2 separate regions of the Homo sapiens genome follow, and region 2 is linked to region 1. Evidence: read pairs that join two places in POLR2A ChIA-PET (ENCODE). Cell type or tissue: PC-9. All regions are shown on one strand.

What was found. ChIA-PET counts read pairs that join two places held together with the same protein. Peaks named below come from ENCODE experiments on the same cell type or tissue, not always from the same donor. Only the 100,000 strongest peaks of a DNase experiment are listed, where the experiment ranks them.
Region 2: POLR2A ChIA-PET joins it to region 1 with 21 read pairs; 2 of 35 experiments call an interaction of 5 or more read pairs at or near these places.

Annotation. Positions count from the first base shown.
Region 1 is chr14:74,579,628-74,587,627 of GRCh38, reverse strand. LTBP2 (latent transforming growth factor beta binding protein 2) reads left to right here. Exons shown (of 36, transcript NM_000428.3): 3 at 1,510-1,774. Among named protein-coding and RNA genes, the nearest start is that of LTBP2, 29 kb to the left of the region's middle. RefSeq lists a silencer at 4,201-4,393. In PC-9, no CTCF peak of the experiment used is centred here; DNase peaks (open chromatin) are centred at 3,377, 4,187 and 7,637; H3K27ac peaks cover 5,534 bases.
Region 2 is chr14:74,393,910-74,401,909 of GRCh38, reverse strand. No RefSeq gene overlaps it. Among named protein-coding and RNA genes, the nearest start is that of SYNDIG1L, 28 kb to the left of the region's middle. RefSeq lists enhancers at 1-231, 1-358, 6,222-6,722. In PC-9, no CTCF peak of the experiment used is centred here; DNase peaks (open chromatin) are centred at 279, 399 and 7,126; H3K4me3 peaks cover 725 bases; H3K27ac peaks cover 1,258 bases.

The DNA.
Region 1 (8,000 bases):
TCCGCCACCAGACCCTGGCCTTCCTGGGTCTCTGGCGGCTTCTCGAGTATGCCACGTTCCTTCCAGCCTCCACAGCCTGGTCTTCGCCTCGTCCTCTGCTTGGGAAACTGCCCAGGTCTTTGGGGGTTCGCTTCCTTTGCACGCTCCCATCTCTCTCTTCAGAGAGGTGCCCTGGCCGCCCCATCTGAGTCTCCTGGTTCGGCCTGGACCCCTGCATCACCTGGGTTGTCTTCACAGCCCTTGAAACTGCCTGAGGCCACATCATGCTATTGTTTTCTTGCTTCCTGTTGGTGTCCTTTACTCGACCGCAAGCCCCAGATGGACAAGGACTTTGTCCCAGTGCCTGACATTCACTAGGGCTCAACAGCTATTTGTTGAATGAATGAGCGACAGATGGATGAGGCATTGGGTTTCGAGGGTGCGGTGTGAGCCAGACCATGCTTCCGGGGCTCACATGTGTTCCCCAGTGGAGGTCCTGGTGGGGGAGGGGCCGGACTCCATATCCCAGTGTGTGCCTCTGCGTGGAATGTTCCCTTGGCCATTAATCATGGGATGTGGCTCTGGACTTTGCAAGGGGGTGAAGGACAGTGAAGAGAGGAGTCAGCCTGGGGAGCTGGTGGCTAATGCTGCATAGGGCTAACCGGGAGGAGGGCCTGGTTTCAGCTCCACCTTGCCTCCGGCTGGACCCACAGCCCAGGAGGCAGAATCCAGAGAGAGCCTGAGCCTGAACAGAGGCCCCACAGAGCGGGGCACTTACCTGGCCGGCAGCGGCTGTGGTGCCGGCAGCTATATTCTGGCCACCGTGCTTTCTCTGGCCGCAGTCGAGAGTTCTGCCTTGCTAAGGAGGGTGGGAGATGGAGAACAATGGGAAGGAGAGGAGAGACCGTCAAGCTGAAGGTGCCTTTGAAGGACCCTTAGAGTCCTCCAGCCTCCTTAGTTCACCCCTCCCGTGATTTAGGCGCAAATAGAGGCTCAGTGAAGTCAAGACCATGCAGCTCACAAGTGACAGGAAAACCCCAGCAACTCAAACCGCTTGAATTTCAGGCCAGTGTTGGGCCCTTTCCCGCAAAAGAGACTGATTCATTCATCCATTCGCTCCATGTTTACTGAGAATCTACTCTGTGGCAATCCCTAGTCAAAGTTCCGGGGCCGCTGTCTGTCCTCAGGGGGCTTCCAGTCTGGTGGGAGTGAACATTTCAGTATAGACACAGTGTCAGGCAGTGCACTTCCTCTTCAGGGTGTGCTGTGGGACGTGGTGGTGTGAGCCACTCTGCAGCTGGCCATATAGTCTTTGGTTGTCCAGAGATCAGAGGTGAACAAGTCCTGGGGGTCTGTGGATGGAGGTGGGAGAGACATGGGTCAGGGAGCCCCCTGAGGCCAGGAGAGTGGCTTCCTGCTTGAGCGACAGGGTTGCAGCACTCAGGAGGGCCCTTCTGACAGGAAGGTGTGGGCAGCTGTGGTCTCAGTGCCCTATGGCCACTGCTGTCACCTCTCTCCCTGTGTCCTCAGCCGTTTGCGAGCCGCCGTGCCAGAACCGGGGCTCCTGCAGCCGCCCGCAGCTCTGTGTCTGCCGCTCTGGTTTCCGTGGAGCCCGCTGCGAGGAGGTCATTCCCGATGAGGAATTTGACCCCCAGAACTCCAGGCTGGCACCTCGACGCTGGGCCGAGCGTTCACCCAACCTGCGCAGGAGCAGTGCGGCTGGAGAGGGCACCTTGGCCAGAGCACAGCCGCCAGCACCACAGTCGCCGCCCGCACCACAGTCGCCACCAGCTGGGTAAGTCCCCTTCTCCATGGGGCTTGGGGTCTGGGGCTCAGTCTCTTTTTGGAGGGGCTTCTTCCTTTGGACCGTTTGGTGAAGGCTGGTGGAGAAGGCCGCAGAGTCCTCCCTTCTCTCCTCCCCACCCTCCTTGGCTTTCCCTGGCATGGCCAGAGATATGAGCAGGAGAGTAGGTGTTGGGGCTGGCATGGGCTTTGCCAGCCTGGGGTGGGAAGAGGAGGAGGGAAGCGAAGTCTTTGCCCTCGAGTGCCTGAAAGAAAGCTGAGGAGGGCGTGTACCTGGGACCACGGCTTCTTGGTTCACAGCCTGGCTTTGCCATTTCCCAGGTGGGCCACCCCAGGCGAGTCACTTACCTCTCTGTGCCTCGGATTCTGCATCAGTAAGGTGGGACAATGATAATACCTGTGCTATGAATTGTCGTAAAGATTAAATTAGTCAATATAAAGAAAGTGCTTAGAACAGTGCCTGGCACATATGGAAGCTCTTTATACTTGTTCTCCCACACCCCATCCTGACCTCCTCCTCCTCTGCCTGTGGTCCCTGTGATGTAGGAAGGACTCCTCTGCCAGAAGAAGACCCTTCGGTTTCCTCGGCACCCAGCTTCAGCCTCTCTCCTTAGAGGGGAGAAGAAGGAGCATGTGGGAGAAGGGAGTAGAAAGAAAAGTGAACAAGGGGAGTGTTCATGGGCAGGATTCCCTGGCCTGCTTGCCAGCCCATCTGGCTAGACTTTTTCTAGCTCAGGACAGGAAATCTGAACTTTATAAACGAGTCCATTTCTAGGGGACTGTGTTTTCCTTTTCGTTTTTCAGGTTAGTTTTTCCATTCGCTTTCTGCTTAAGAAGTTCTTTCTGAAATGTTGCAACCTTGCCTTGCTGAACTAAAGGGAAAGAGGATTTGCTCTTTCAGAGCCCAGGAGAACCAGGGAGAGGAGGCCGACCTTGAGGTTAGGTTCCAGCAGGAAAGGTTAGGAGAGACTGGCTGAGTTGGAGGGAGAGCAAAGAAAGGAGGTTGAGGGTGTCCAGGAACTCTGAGAGTGGGTGAGGTCAGGCGGACCAGGATCTTGGTGAGCTGGGTTCCGGGGCCCTGGTCACCCAAGCAGATGTTTTCCAAGGGCAGCTAGGAGCAGGAAGAAAGAAAGGATGGACTCAGGTCAAGGGCCTAGGGAACTCCAAGGTCAAGAGCAAAAGAGCCAAACCCTGCAGCCAAGGCCCAGGGGTGCTGCAGCAGAAACAAGGAGCAGAGCTAAGGGTCCCAGGTGGATAACAATGAGGGCCTGGGATTGGCAGTGAGCAGGTGGGCAGTGCCGGTGCCTTGTTCTGATCGGTCCTGGCTGAGGGTCCTAGGTGGTAAGCCTGGTGTAAGGCACCTGGAGGAATACTAGAGGTGCCAGTTCAAGGGCCAGCCAGGGCAGGGGTGGGCACAGAGTCCTTCCAGCAGAGCTTCCCCCATCTCTTTTGGCTTGTGGGATTCATTTATTTATGATGCACTGATCCCATGTAGGTGTGTGCTAGGAGCAGGGGTTGCTGGGCAAGTCACTCTGCCTCTCACACTCTTGAATCTTGAGTCAGAGCCGTTTGAAGTCCCCTGCTGCATCTTCCCACCAGTCTGACTCCTCCCCATTCTTCAAGGTGAATCACATTCACTAGGCTCTCTGGCCCCTGCAGCACTTACTCTCTGGCATGCATCTGCGCCCTGCACCCCCAGCTGCTTGTAGACCCAGTGGCCTGTGCTCTGGATTTCTCTACAGCCCCCCTGCATAGTGCCTGGCCCATCAAAAATGCTCAGTCCATATTTGCTCTGACACTGGGTCCAAACTACAGTTAGCCTAACAAAAGGGCCTACTTGGCGCTGAACCCTCAGCTGTACCTGCAGCCAAGGGCACCACCCCATGTGTTGCTCAGAGGGCAGGAGGAGGTGAGGCCCCTGCCGGTTCCCATGGTGGGTTCTCCATTTTTCCCTAGCGCAGCACTTTTCACCCTGCCTTCAGATGATCTGTCCATTTGCTCACTGGACCAGGAGCTACCCGGGAGCTCACAGGGACTGTGTTCTGCTCATTCAAAATTGTGTCCCTGGTACCTAACACCATGCCTGGCACACTTCTGTGCTCAATCAGTGTAAGTTAAATGGATAAATAAATGAGGCTAGGTGATGGGGAGAGGGGAGGCTGCAAGGCCAGGAGGATGGGCAGTGTGAGCCTTCTATCCCCCAGTGAAGGTTTCCTGTGTGTGACAGGCAGTGGAGGGCCAAGGTCCTGGGTGAGGTCTCTGGCCCACAGCAGGGCTGTCCTCTTTGACTTTCACAGGCTCCCTGGCCAGGGGCTACTGTGATGTTCTTAATGAGCTGCAGCCTCCAGGCCAGCCTAGTCTCTCTGTGCCCTGGGGCCTCAATGCCATGAAATCTGGGAGTGCCCTACTGTTGGCCCAGCTGCTGGCCCAGCTGTGTTTTGCTTTAGGAGGCCAAATCCTGCTTGCCTGGTGGTGTCAGACATTTCCTGTGACCTTGGCCAGGTTTCTCAAGCAGTTGCTGGCCTCTCTCCTGATAGCAACTTGGACAAGCCCTGTGTGTCCAGATAGAGGTGGTGACATGACACAGGGGGCATTCTAGGAGTTGGGGAGGGAAATGTCTGGGGAGGGGAACACTGCAGGGATTGGTGATGGCCAGAGGCCCTCTTTAGGAGAGCAGGCAGAGACCGAGAGACTTGTGTCCTGGAGGAAGACCAGAGGGAGAGGCCAGGAGTGTCCCAGGCAGCAGGCAGGGTGCCCTACAGAGGGCCAGATGTGGACTGATGCTGTCCAGCTGTTGTCTGGGCTGACTGGAGGGGCCTGGAGACTCCCTTGAGCCTCATGTCCTGGCTTCTTCCCCAAGGCTGGGCAGAGTACCTGCCTCACCTGGAGATCAAAAGCCAGGCAGCTGGGAAGGGCCTGGAGAGATGGGAGAGGGCTGGTTACAGGAACCTGCAACCAGCAGGCTTTGGAAAGCAGTGGTTTAGACCAGCACTTCTCAAACTGAAACCAGTAGGTAAGTCACCTGGGAACTTGTCAACATGCAGGTTCTGATTCGGCAGGTCTAGGATGATCAGCTCTAACGTGGTCCCACAGGATGCTGATGCTACTGGGCCACGGACCATATTTTGAGTAGTGAGGGTTAGAGCCCGGGCTTTGGTGCATTCTAATTCTGGATTTAGCACTCACCAGCTGTGTGTTAACAGGCACTCATCCTAACCTCTCTGAGCCAATAGTGTCCACCTGATAGGATGACAGGAAAGATTAAATGAGACCATGTGAGTAGAACACTTAGTGTGGTGCCTGATATGAATTAGTGTTCAATACATGATAGCTGTCAATGGGCAGGATCTCTTTGCTGTGAGGACTTGGGTGGATGGGAGGAGGTGGCAACAAGCAGAGAGAGGAAACTGGAGTGTGTGTGTGTGTGTGTGTGTGTGTGTGTGTGTGTATGTATGTGTGTGTGTGCATGTACACAGAACAGGTGTAGACCTGTTCTGGGAAGAAATCAGAGCCCAGACTCAGCCTCAGTGGTCAGCAGGTCCAGTAGTGGCTTTGGCTGGCTTGGGATACAGTTATTCCACCAGGACCATTGTCACCAGCCCTAGGGAAGAGGAGGTTAAGGGGAGGTGTCAAGAATGGGAGGGACCTCCACTGGGTTTGCTCTAGACCTGAGGACCTAGAGGCTGAGCCCTGGAGACATCCTACACAGGCTTGAGAAGAATCACTTGAACCCAGGAGGTGGAGGTTGCAGTGAGCTGAGATGGCACCATTGCACTCCAGCTGGGGTGACAAGAGTGAAACTCCATCTCAAAAAAAAAAAAAAAAACAACAACCCTAGGCAGGCTTTGTCACAACATGGGCAACAAGGGGCCTGAAGGCAGTGCTGAGCCCTGAGTGGGGTGGCTGGGGTGTGTCTGGGGAGCTGTGACCCTGTGGTGGTGGCTTCCAGCAGGCTGCTCCTGCCTGGTCGCTCCCTCTCCTCTGGATCTCTTCCTCTCTGCACACCCCACCTCTTTATCCACTGTATTCGTTTTCTATGGCTGCCATGACACACGATCACAAAATTAGCAGGTTAAAACAACACACATTTATTTCTGTACAGTTGTATAGGTCACACATCTGAAACGGGTCTCACCAGGCTGAAATCAAGGTGTCAGCAGGCTCCTGGGGCTCTAGGGGGGCTCGGTTTCCTCGCTCATTCAGGTTATCTGCAGAATTCAGTCCCTTGCAATTGTAAGACGGAGGCCCCATTTCCTTGCTAGCTGTCACTTGAGGGCCATATCAGGAGCTGCCCTCATTCCTTGGCTTGAGGCCACCTTCCTCCATCTTCAAGGCCAGCAGCAGCAGGTGGACTCCATGTTTGGATCTCCCCTCTGCCTGCCTCTTTGGCTGTCTGTCTCCCTGACTCACTCCCTTGCCTCCCTCTTCTACTTTTAGGGGCCTATGTCATGACCCTGGGCCCACCAAGATAATCCAGGACCATCTCTCTATTTTAAGGTCAACTGATTAGCAACCTTAACTCCATCGGTAACCCTAATTTCCTTTTGCTATTTAATATAACATATTCAAAGGTGTAACCCCAGGAACAGAGATCATGGGGGCCAACCACACCCACTCACTACAGCACATTCCAACTGGGACCCTTGTCCAAAGTGGAAGAGCTCCCTCTTATCAAGGGCTTGCCACAAGGGTGGCCCTATGTGATCTGGCCCCAAAGCCTGTCTGACATCCCCAGTGTCCACCCTCACCACTCACAGCCCGTGTTCATCCTGCTTCTGCTCTGCCAGCTGACTGTATTTTCCTCAAATGTGCTGGAGATGCTCCCACCTCAGGGCCTTGGCACTTGCTATCCCCCTCCCTGGAGCCCTGGAATTATTATTATTATTTTTTTTTGAGACAGGGTCTCACTCTGTCACCCAGGCTGGAGTGTAGTGTCACAGCTCACTGCAGCCTCGACCTCCTGGTCTCTTGCAATCCTCCCATCTCAGCCTCCCAAGTAGCTGAGACTACAGGTGTGCACCACCATACCCAGCTAATTTCTGTATTTTTTTATAGACGTGGTTTCACCATGTTGCCCAGGCTGGTCTCCAACTCCTGGGTTCAAGCGATCCTCCTGCCTTGGCCTAAGTGCTGGGATTACAGGCGTGAGCCACTGCACCTGGCCCCTGTGTTAGTTTTCTAAGGCTTCCATAACACACTGAGTGGCTTAAAATAGCAGAAATTTATGCTCTTATAGCTCAGGAGCTGGAAGTCCAAAAATAAAGGTGGCAGGATTGGTTCCCTCTGAGACTCTGAGGGAGAAGGTTCTGTGCCTCTCTGCTAGCATATCTGTTGGCAATCCTTGGCCTTCCTTGGCTTGTAGCTGCATGACCTTGACCCCGCCTCAGTCATCACGTGGCCTTCTTCCTTGTGTGTGTCTGTGTGTCTCTGTGTTGTCTTCTTCTTATAAGGGTTCAGCCATTGGATTTAGGGTCCTCCCTAATCCAGTGTGAAGTCATCTAAACCTAACAACATCTACAAAGACTCTATTTCCAAACGAGGTCACATTCATAGGTCCGGGGTTAGGACTCACGTCTTCATGAGGACACAATTCAACCCGCATCAAAACACTCTTCCCCTCACACTCCCGTGGCTTCTTCTCCCCTTTCCTTTGTAGTGGGGCCCTCTCTGTCCACCACATCTAAAACCATGCCCTCCACATCCTCCCCACCTCCCACCTGGCATTTTTCTCTGCAACACTAACGTCTTAGGTATTTTACCTATTTATTTGAATTCTTCTTCTTCTTACCCCAAGAAAGCGTCAGATGTGGGAGGACAGGGGTTTTTCTCTCTTTTCTTGGCAGAAATCTCTCCAGCACCTCGAGCATGACTCAGCCCATTGTAGCATTGAGTAAATACATGCCCAGAGTATGGTTGAGTCAATTAGCTGTCTACACCCATTTTGCTTTACGTCTACAATCGGCTGTCTACATCCATTTTGTTTTACATCTCACAACTCCCTACAACAGGTGGCCAGGGTTGCCGTTCTGTTGGTGAGGAGAGGCTCAGAGAGGGGAGGTAGCCTGTCCTTACCCCTTCCCAGCCTGGTATTTCCAGCACCTGTCCTCTGCCTGCACTAATCTCTCTGAGTTTTTGTCCGTGGGGAGACAGGGAAGGGCCAGGGCACCAGGGCAGCTCTTGTTGGAGGTCCAACCTCAGGTGGTGAGTGCCAGGACTGC
Region 2 (8,000 bases), 190 kb after region 1:
CTCATGCTACAGATGAGACAACAGAGACCCAGAAAGGGTTGCCAGTTGCCCAGTGTCACACAGCAAGTCACGAGCCAAGCCCAGGCCTTGCCTCACAGGCCCTGGAGTTGCTGAGCTAGGCTGGTGATGTCTGCTTGCCTTGGAAACAGAAAACCCAGGGACAACTGCCGCTGCTGCCCAGTGAATATTAACAAACTTGCTTCTCTCAGCCTTCCTTCCCCGGCTGTTTCCGGCTTCAAAGGCTTCCCCGGCTGGCCCCTCCCTGGGGCTGACACCTTGGCCCTTCTATTTTTGGTGGCTTGGTAGGGGTGGGGCAGGAGAGCGACAGCCTTGCTTTTGCCTGCCCTGAGCTCATGGCAGCCCCCGGGTGCTCTCTCATCCTCTCTGCCATGGGGGGAGGAGCTACTCTGGGCGGGGGAGTCCCCACGGGGAGACTCAGATGTTCTGAACAAAAATAAAAGGTGCTCGTGTGGCCCATCTGCATTTCCAAATACTTCCAGCCCACATCCCTTGAACTGCTTTTACCTCTCTCCCACTAAAGAGCCAGGCAGGTTTCAAAGCCAGTTCTAGCTCCTCCAGGAAATGACAGAGAAAGAAACTCCCAGGGGGCAGGATCCCTCAGAGGCAGCCAGAAGGGGACAAAGGGGACAGTGAGTGTGCTTGCACCAGTGGGCAGGGCTGGGGTGAGGCAGCAGGGCCAGGCTACGTTGACAGAGCACCCTGGGTGCACAAAGGACCTTCACACCACTCTTTCTACCACTGAGGCTGGTGTTCTTGTCCCCATTTCACAGACAGGAAGACTGAGGACCTCGAGGCCTTTCCCAGTTCCACAGATCAGTGAATGGTGCCTCGTCCTCTGGGAGCCTGCTGTGGCTCCACCCTCACCCACTGCCTCCCTTCCTGAAGCCAACTCCTGGCCATTTTCCCTCATTAACCTCCGCCAGCCCTGTCCCTAACACTTGCGCTCAGAGCTGGCTGGCCCAGAGCACAGCCCAGTGGTTAACAGCAGAGAAGAGGGGAGCCCACCACCCAGTTCAAATCCCATCCCCAGCCTCTGTGCAACTTCGGGTAAGATGTTGCTTGGTGTTTTCTCATCTGGAAAACGGGGATCGTGATGGTGACTGACCCCGTTAAGATGACTGTGAATATTACATGAATTAACACTTGTATGGCTCCCGCAAAATTGAGTGTCTCGTAAGTGCTATATGGAATTTCTTTAAAATTATCTCCAGCTGACCACCATTTAAATGGCTTCCCTGCCAGAAGTGTGTCACCTCCCTCAGCCCCATCCCTTCCATAGCCAGAGATAATAGCCAAAGTCCTGATAGCTCTGGTCCCTGCTGGTCTCTGGGCAGATCTCGGCTGGCAGCAAGCTGAAGGCAGGGCCTGTTTCCCGTCTCGCTGCCTTTGTTTAGGCTGCTCCCCCTGCCTGTAATTCTGGTATCTGCCTCCACACCCTGAGATTCTTTTCCTCCAAACTGATAAAAATAATTTTCCAAGACACGTCTCAAGAAAACCTCATTTTCTCGGCAGCTGTTTCTGTCAACTCACCCCAGCCCCAACACCAGGTAGAACTAGCCACCCTCTTTCGTGAACCACCGCTACACCTGTTCATATCGACATGACGGCCACATCTAGACATCTGCTTTTCTGAGGGTGGAGCTCGTGTTTGCTCAGGGCATCCCAGGTCTGACGTGGGGACTGCCTTCCACAGACACTCGACCCTTGTTCACTGTTGACATCACTGGGAAAGAAGTGACTTGCCTCCAGGCTGGAGGGAGTCGGGGCAAGGTTCTTTCCACTTTAATTTCCTCTTCAATGGGAAAATCATCCACATCTTGGGGTAGATGGGAGCAGGGAGGAAGTCTCTAGGTGGCAAGGACTTTACAATTCCGAGGACGATCAAAGAGACCAGAAAGAGCAGTATGAGCCCGTGGGGTGCCCAGCCTGGTGGTATCTGCAAAGGGACACAGCACAGAACTTTACCCACCTCCTCCCCTCTTTCATCAGGGATGCCATAAAGACCACCCTTCTGGTGCTGCAAGGTCTGTGCTCTGTAGGAAGAATAAACAAGGGGAACAAAGAAGCCAGAGCAGCTGCTCACTGCTCTCCTCCTCTGGTCTCCCCCAGGCTGTGGGCTGAGGATAGAGAAGAGGTTCTTCCTTGGTTTCCTCTGCACCCAACTTAGCCCCTGGGTCACCCCCAACCCCCATTGTCCAAAGGAGCCTACAAGTCTGGGTACCACTGGCCTGTCCACAGTCACCTCTGAAGACCAAGGCCAGAAACAGGAGCACTTTCCCATCCTTCACCAAGTCCTGTGACTCTACCACTCCCCAATCTCCCCGACTCTATTTCCTGCTATCTCTATCTCCAAGCCCTAGTCCAAGCCCCCATCAGCTCTTACTCAGACTCCTGCAAAACCTCCTAAATGACCTATCACATGATGCAACATGGATGAACTTTAAGGAGATCAGGCTAAGTGAAATAAGCCAGTCTCCAAAGAACAAATACTGGATGATTCCATTTATGTGAGGTACCTCGGGTAGTCACATTCCTAGAAAGAGAAAGAAGAATGGTGATTGCCAGGAGCTGGGGGAGGGAAAAACTGGGATTTGTTTAATGGGCATAGAGTGTCAGCTTTGCAAATTGAGAAAGTTCTAGAGATCTGTTGCAAAACAACATGCATGTACTTAATTGTACTGAACCGTACACTTAAAATGGGTAAGATGGTAAATTTTATGCTATGTGTTTGTTTTGTTTTGTTTTGAGACAGAATCTTGCTCTGTCTCCCAGGCTGGAGTACAGTGGCACAATCTCTGCTCACTGCAACCTCTGCCTCCCAGATTCAAGTGATTCTCATGCATCAGCCTCCCAAGTAGCTAGGACTAAAGGCGCATGCCACCACACTCAGCTAATTTTTGTATTTTCAGTAGAGACGGGGTTTCGCCATGTTGGCCAGGCTGGTCTCGAATTCCCAACCTCAAGTGATCCCCCCACCTCGGCCTCCCAAAGTCCTGAAGTGCTGGAATTACAGGCGTGAGCCACCACACCTGGCAAGAAATTTTAAACATAGTTTATCTGTTTCCTTGTAAGTACCTTAGAGCAAGCTTGTCCAACCTGTAGCCTACACAGCCCAGGACAGCTTTGAATGCTGCCCAACACAAATTCGTAAACTTTCTTGAAACATTATGAAGTGTGTGTCAGTGTGTGTGTGTGTGCACGCACGTGTGTTTAGCTCATCAGCTATCGTTATTATTAGTGTATTTCATGTGTGGCCTAAGGCAATTCTTCTTCTAGTGTGGCCCGGGGAAGCCAAAAGATCGGACACCCCTGCCTTAGAGTAGGGGAGCGCTGTAATTGACACATCTCTTATTTGAGAAGTAGTGTCTGTTGCCCTTATCAGGTTTAATTACAAAATTTGATCATGATCATATTGTAGCCTCTCAAAGTGCTCTAGAAATTGTCAGTGGTATACATGAAGCGGCAGTGGTGTCTGGTGCACTCTGAAATGCTATCAAAGTTGTACATATTTCCAAACATTTTTAAAATGAAAAGGCACTCTTGTGTTCTCATTCTGTGCGCTTTGCTATTGGAGTGACAAGGCATTTAAAGATGTTTCTGGCTTTTTTTTTTTTAATAAGGTGGTGTTAACTATCTGGTTATTGACTAGAAATCCTGAGTTATCAATTGTATATCTGTACGGTTTGTAAAAAGAACAAAACAACCAAGGCAGACTCTTGACGGCTCCTTGCTTGGCATTGAGGCTCTGGGGGAAGATGCCTTTTGGAGGGGCTGTAGCTCAGGGCGTGCACTGTGAATCTGGACCTGTTGACTCTGCAGGGCTTCCATTTAGCTTCAAGTTGTCTTGTTTCTGCATATAGTGACGGAGCATTCTGCTGCCATTCTTAGCTGTGGACAAAGAGGGTCAGCCGGCATGAGAAGTGTTTGGGGGGTTTAGTTTGTTTGTTTTAGTTAAGTGTGGTAATTTTTAAACTTTTTTTTTTTTTTTTGAAACAGGGTCTCACTCTGTTACCCAGGCTGGAGTGCAGTGGCGTGACCTCGACTCACTGCAGCTTTAACCCCCTGGACTCAGGTGATCCTCCCACCTCAGCCTCCTGAGTAGCTGGGACTACAGGCACCTGCCACCATGCCAGGCTAATTTTTGTATTTTTTTGTAGAGACAGGGTTTTGTCATGTTGCCCAGGCTGGTCTCGAACACCTGGGCTCAAGTGATCCACCCACTTTGCCCACCTCGGCCTCTCAAAGTGCTAGGATTATAGGCATGAGCCACCACGCCCAGCAGAAAACTGTTTTTAAACAAACTGTAGAACTCCTCATTATCAGCAAAGCAAGAGACATCACGTCAATGAAAGTTCAAGAACCGTCTGTATTTAAACACGATTTGTAATGTTCTGTTATTTTTTGTATGTTGAGAATGCTGAAATGTGTTTGAAGTTAAACAAATGTATTACATGTTTTAAATATTCTAATGCTATTATAAATCTGCCCAGTCTCTTTTCGAGGATGATTTTAATGCGGGGAGGAAAAAAAAGCAACCCTCTGAAATGTTCTCCCTGCCTCCTCCCTGGCCTCTTTTTAGCTACATTGAATTTTCCTGAAGGCAAATTTGGTCGAGTCATCCTCCCTTGATTAAAGCTTTCAAAGGACATCTATTTCTCTTAGATAAAAAACCAAACTAACCTGCTTATGAGCCCCTGCCACTTCACACCACAACCCAAGCTCCCTGCACCTCACCATGTCTGCCTTCCTTCAGCCCTTCACACTTGCAGGGCCTTTGCATATGCAACTTCTTCTGCCTGAAATACTTTTCCTTTCCTTCTTGGACTAATTAGCTCCTATTCATCCTTCCTGCCTTGGTTCTAAAGGCACTTCCTCTGGGAAGCCCTCTTCTCCCCAGCCTGGCCAGGTCTATCCCCATGATTGAACATCTTTGAGCCCCATGTTCTCCTTCTTCAAAGCCCAGGTTCCAGCTGTAATTGTGCGTTTATTTCTCTGAGTATCAGACTAATGTCTGACTTCTCACATTATAACTCCTGTGCCCAGGTAGGTGACAGCTTAAGCAAACAAAAACAAAAGGACTGTCAAAGACTCGTAAAATCAACTACATAAATTGAAGCATCATAATAAAAAGATATAGAGTATTTACTCTGTGCCAAACCTTGTTCTAAGCACTTTACAAATATTACTCAGTGAACCCTTGGAATATCCCTAGGAGGCTGGTTCTATTGAGATCCCTGCTTTAGGGATAAGGAAACTGAGGTCCAGAAAGGTAAAGTAACTTGCCCTTTGTCACACAGCGAATAGGTGGAAGTTGGAATCTAAACCCAGCTAGCAAGGGGAATTTGAGCACAGGTCATCCTCCTCCACAGTTCAGGCACCTTGGTCATGACCCCATCCCAACCCTCAAGCCTGATGCCACTGATCTGTTTCTCTCTGCCCTCCTCACTTCCCCCATTGCCTCTTTCCTATTCCCTTCCTAAATGACACTGGGCAGGGTGAGGGTCATGGAGAGAGGAATGTGTGTTTTAAGGAATAGCCGCTCCCTGCAACCTAAAGAAGGCCAGCAAAACTGCCTAGCACTCGTGAAGCCAGCCAGTGGATGGTGATGACCAGAAATAGCCTTTGGTTTTCTACGAAGAGGACAGAGCCATAGGAACCCACATCCCATAGGGACCCAGAACAGACACCTAGAGAGGGAGCAGGGATCCTGGGAAACAGGACCACCAGGACCTGGGGAGGGGGTTGGTCCCTGAGTTGGGGATGACAGCCAGTATCCAGCTAGAGATGTGTGTCAGTGGCATGAGTGCAGGTCCTGGCTGCCATACCCTTCCCACTGTGCAGGCCTCTGCCCAGGAGACAGGCCATTTGCCACCCTGCCCATGCAGGGGAACTGTGTGTTGCTCAGGATAGCTGGAGGGATGTGCTGGAGCCAGAGGTTTCCTGTGGATAGCTGCCTGCTTACATTGGATAAACCACGAGCAGGCAATGAAAGGAGACTTCAGAGTTTTAGACTTGGATTCCAAAGTGCCACCATATGCCAGCTACTGTGCTTATTCTTTTTTGAATTAGCCCACATTTTATAGACCATAAAACTGAGGCTCGGAGAGGTAAGTTAAATTGCCCAACTAGCAAGGAAGTGGGGCGCCTTAGAATTCATTACGAGGTCTTCAGTCTCCAGATTAACCCTCTGCTCCTCAAACCCCATCTTCCAGTAAGGAAGAGTCTGAAAATGGCAGAAAAACTCAGGTGCAGGGACCAGCTTCCACTCCTACCTGAAATAATTCTTCACTTTCTTCTTTACCTCAACCTGGGCAGGAGCTGTGTCTGGTTATGTGAGCAGGGAAACATCTCATTACTCACCAGCCCTCTGCCCAACACAGCTGGCCCCCTTAACTCAAAGCCCCCTCCAGGCCCCCTACAGGCTCCAAATCCACTCTTTTCACACTCCCACAGCCTGCAGGTAGAGGGGTGATGAGCAGCCTTCTCCAGCTGCACCATCTCCCAGGGGCGGGATGTGGAGGATTCCACACTCCAAGAAGCCAATTAAGGATCCTCATCCTGGCAGAGCTGCTGGACCTGGTGCTACTTGAACACTCCCTGCCTCCCTCGCCCCTGCTCCCAGGAGTCTACCTGGGATGCCTCAGAGCTCCCCAGCCAGGGGCCAGGCCGAGTAGGATGGGGAGCTGCCCTCTCCCTTTCCACCAGCCAGCTCCGGCCCCTGCCCAGGCTCTGCCCAGACTCCCAACTTCCTTCCATGATTAAGCATCAATTAAATACTGACTGAGCATCTGGTAAGCATAAAACAGTCTACTATGTTCTCCACAGCAGAAAGCATCTCTTTTCTGCAGAAGTGAGGCCAGTGGGGATGGCCTCTATGCTGGTCCTTGTGCACACCAAGCATGCCCCTGCCTGGGCTTTTGCACTGGCCGGTCCTGGTCCTTCCTCCAGAAACAGCCTTCTCCCAGTGTCTGCCATATCTGCATTGCTCACTCCAACATCACCTCCTCCAGGCCATCCCAGACAGGCCTGCCTTAAGTAACCACCCTGCTCCTATCCCCTGACCTGTTTCATTTTTCTTCATAGCTCCCTTCCTTCCTGACATTTGCTTACCGGTCTGTTGGTCAGCCTTCCCCTGTTTGGAATGCAAACTCCACGAGAAAGAGACTCCTAGGTCTTAGTCATGGCTGACTCCTTGGGGCTTAGAACAGGGATGGGCACATGGGTTCCCAGTAAAGATCTCTTCAATGAATGAGACCCAGCTGGAACCAGCTCTGTGACCCCCTGCAGAGCCCTCCATCAACCTCCCAGGGCTTTGGCCTCCCACTCATAATGTGAAAGGATTGGTGCTTTCTAACTGGGGTCTTAATCAGGATCCCTAAGAGTGATCAAAAGAAGAATGGGGGCAAGGGGTCCATGAACTATTTTTTTTAATTGAAGTAAAATTCTCATAACATAAAATGAATAATGCCGTGGTGTTTATTTCATATACAGTGTAGTGCAACCACCACCTCCATCTAGTTTCAAAACACTGTCGTTACCCCAAAAGGAAACCTGCACTCAGCAGGCAGGTGCTCCCCATCCCCACGCATGCCCAAGCCCTTGGAAACCACCAATCTGAGTCCTGTCTCTATGGATTTACCTATTATGAATATTTCATATAAATGAAAAAATACAATACATGGCCTTTTATGTCTGGCTTCTTTCCCTTTGCATAATGTTTCTGAGGTTCGTCCGCATTACAGCATGCATCAGCACTTCATTTCTTTTTATGGCTGAACAATATTCCATTGTCTGGATAGACCACTATTTGTTTATCCATTCACCCATAAATGCTGTGAGCTATTTTTACAAGCTTTTCCCAAATCTGTGATAAGACCATAAAATTTATTTTGGCTAAAAACAAACTTGAAAAATTTGTTTTGACTATGCCCTATGTTTTCATCCAAAATCTGCCTACATTTTGTCTGGCTAAGATGAGT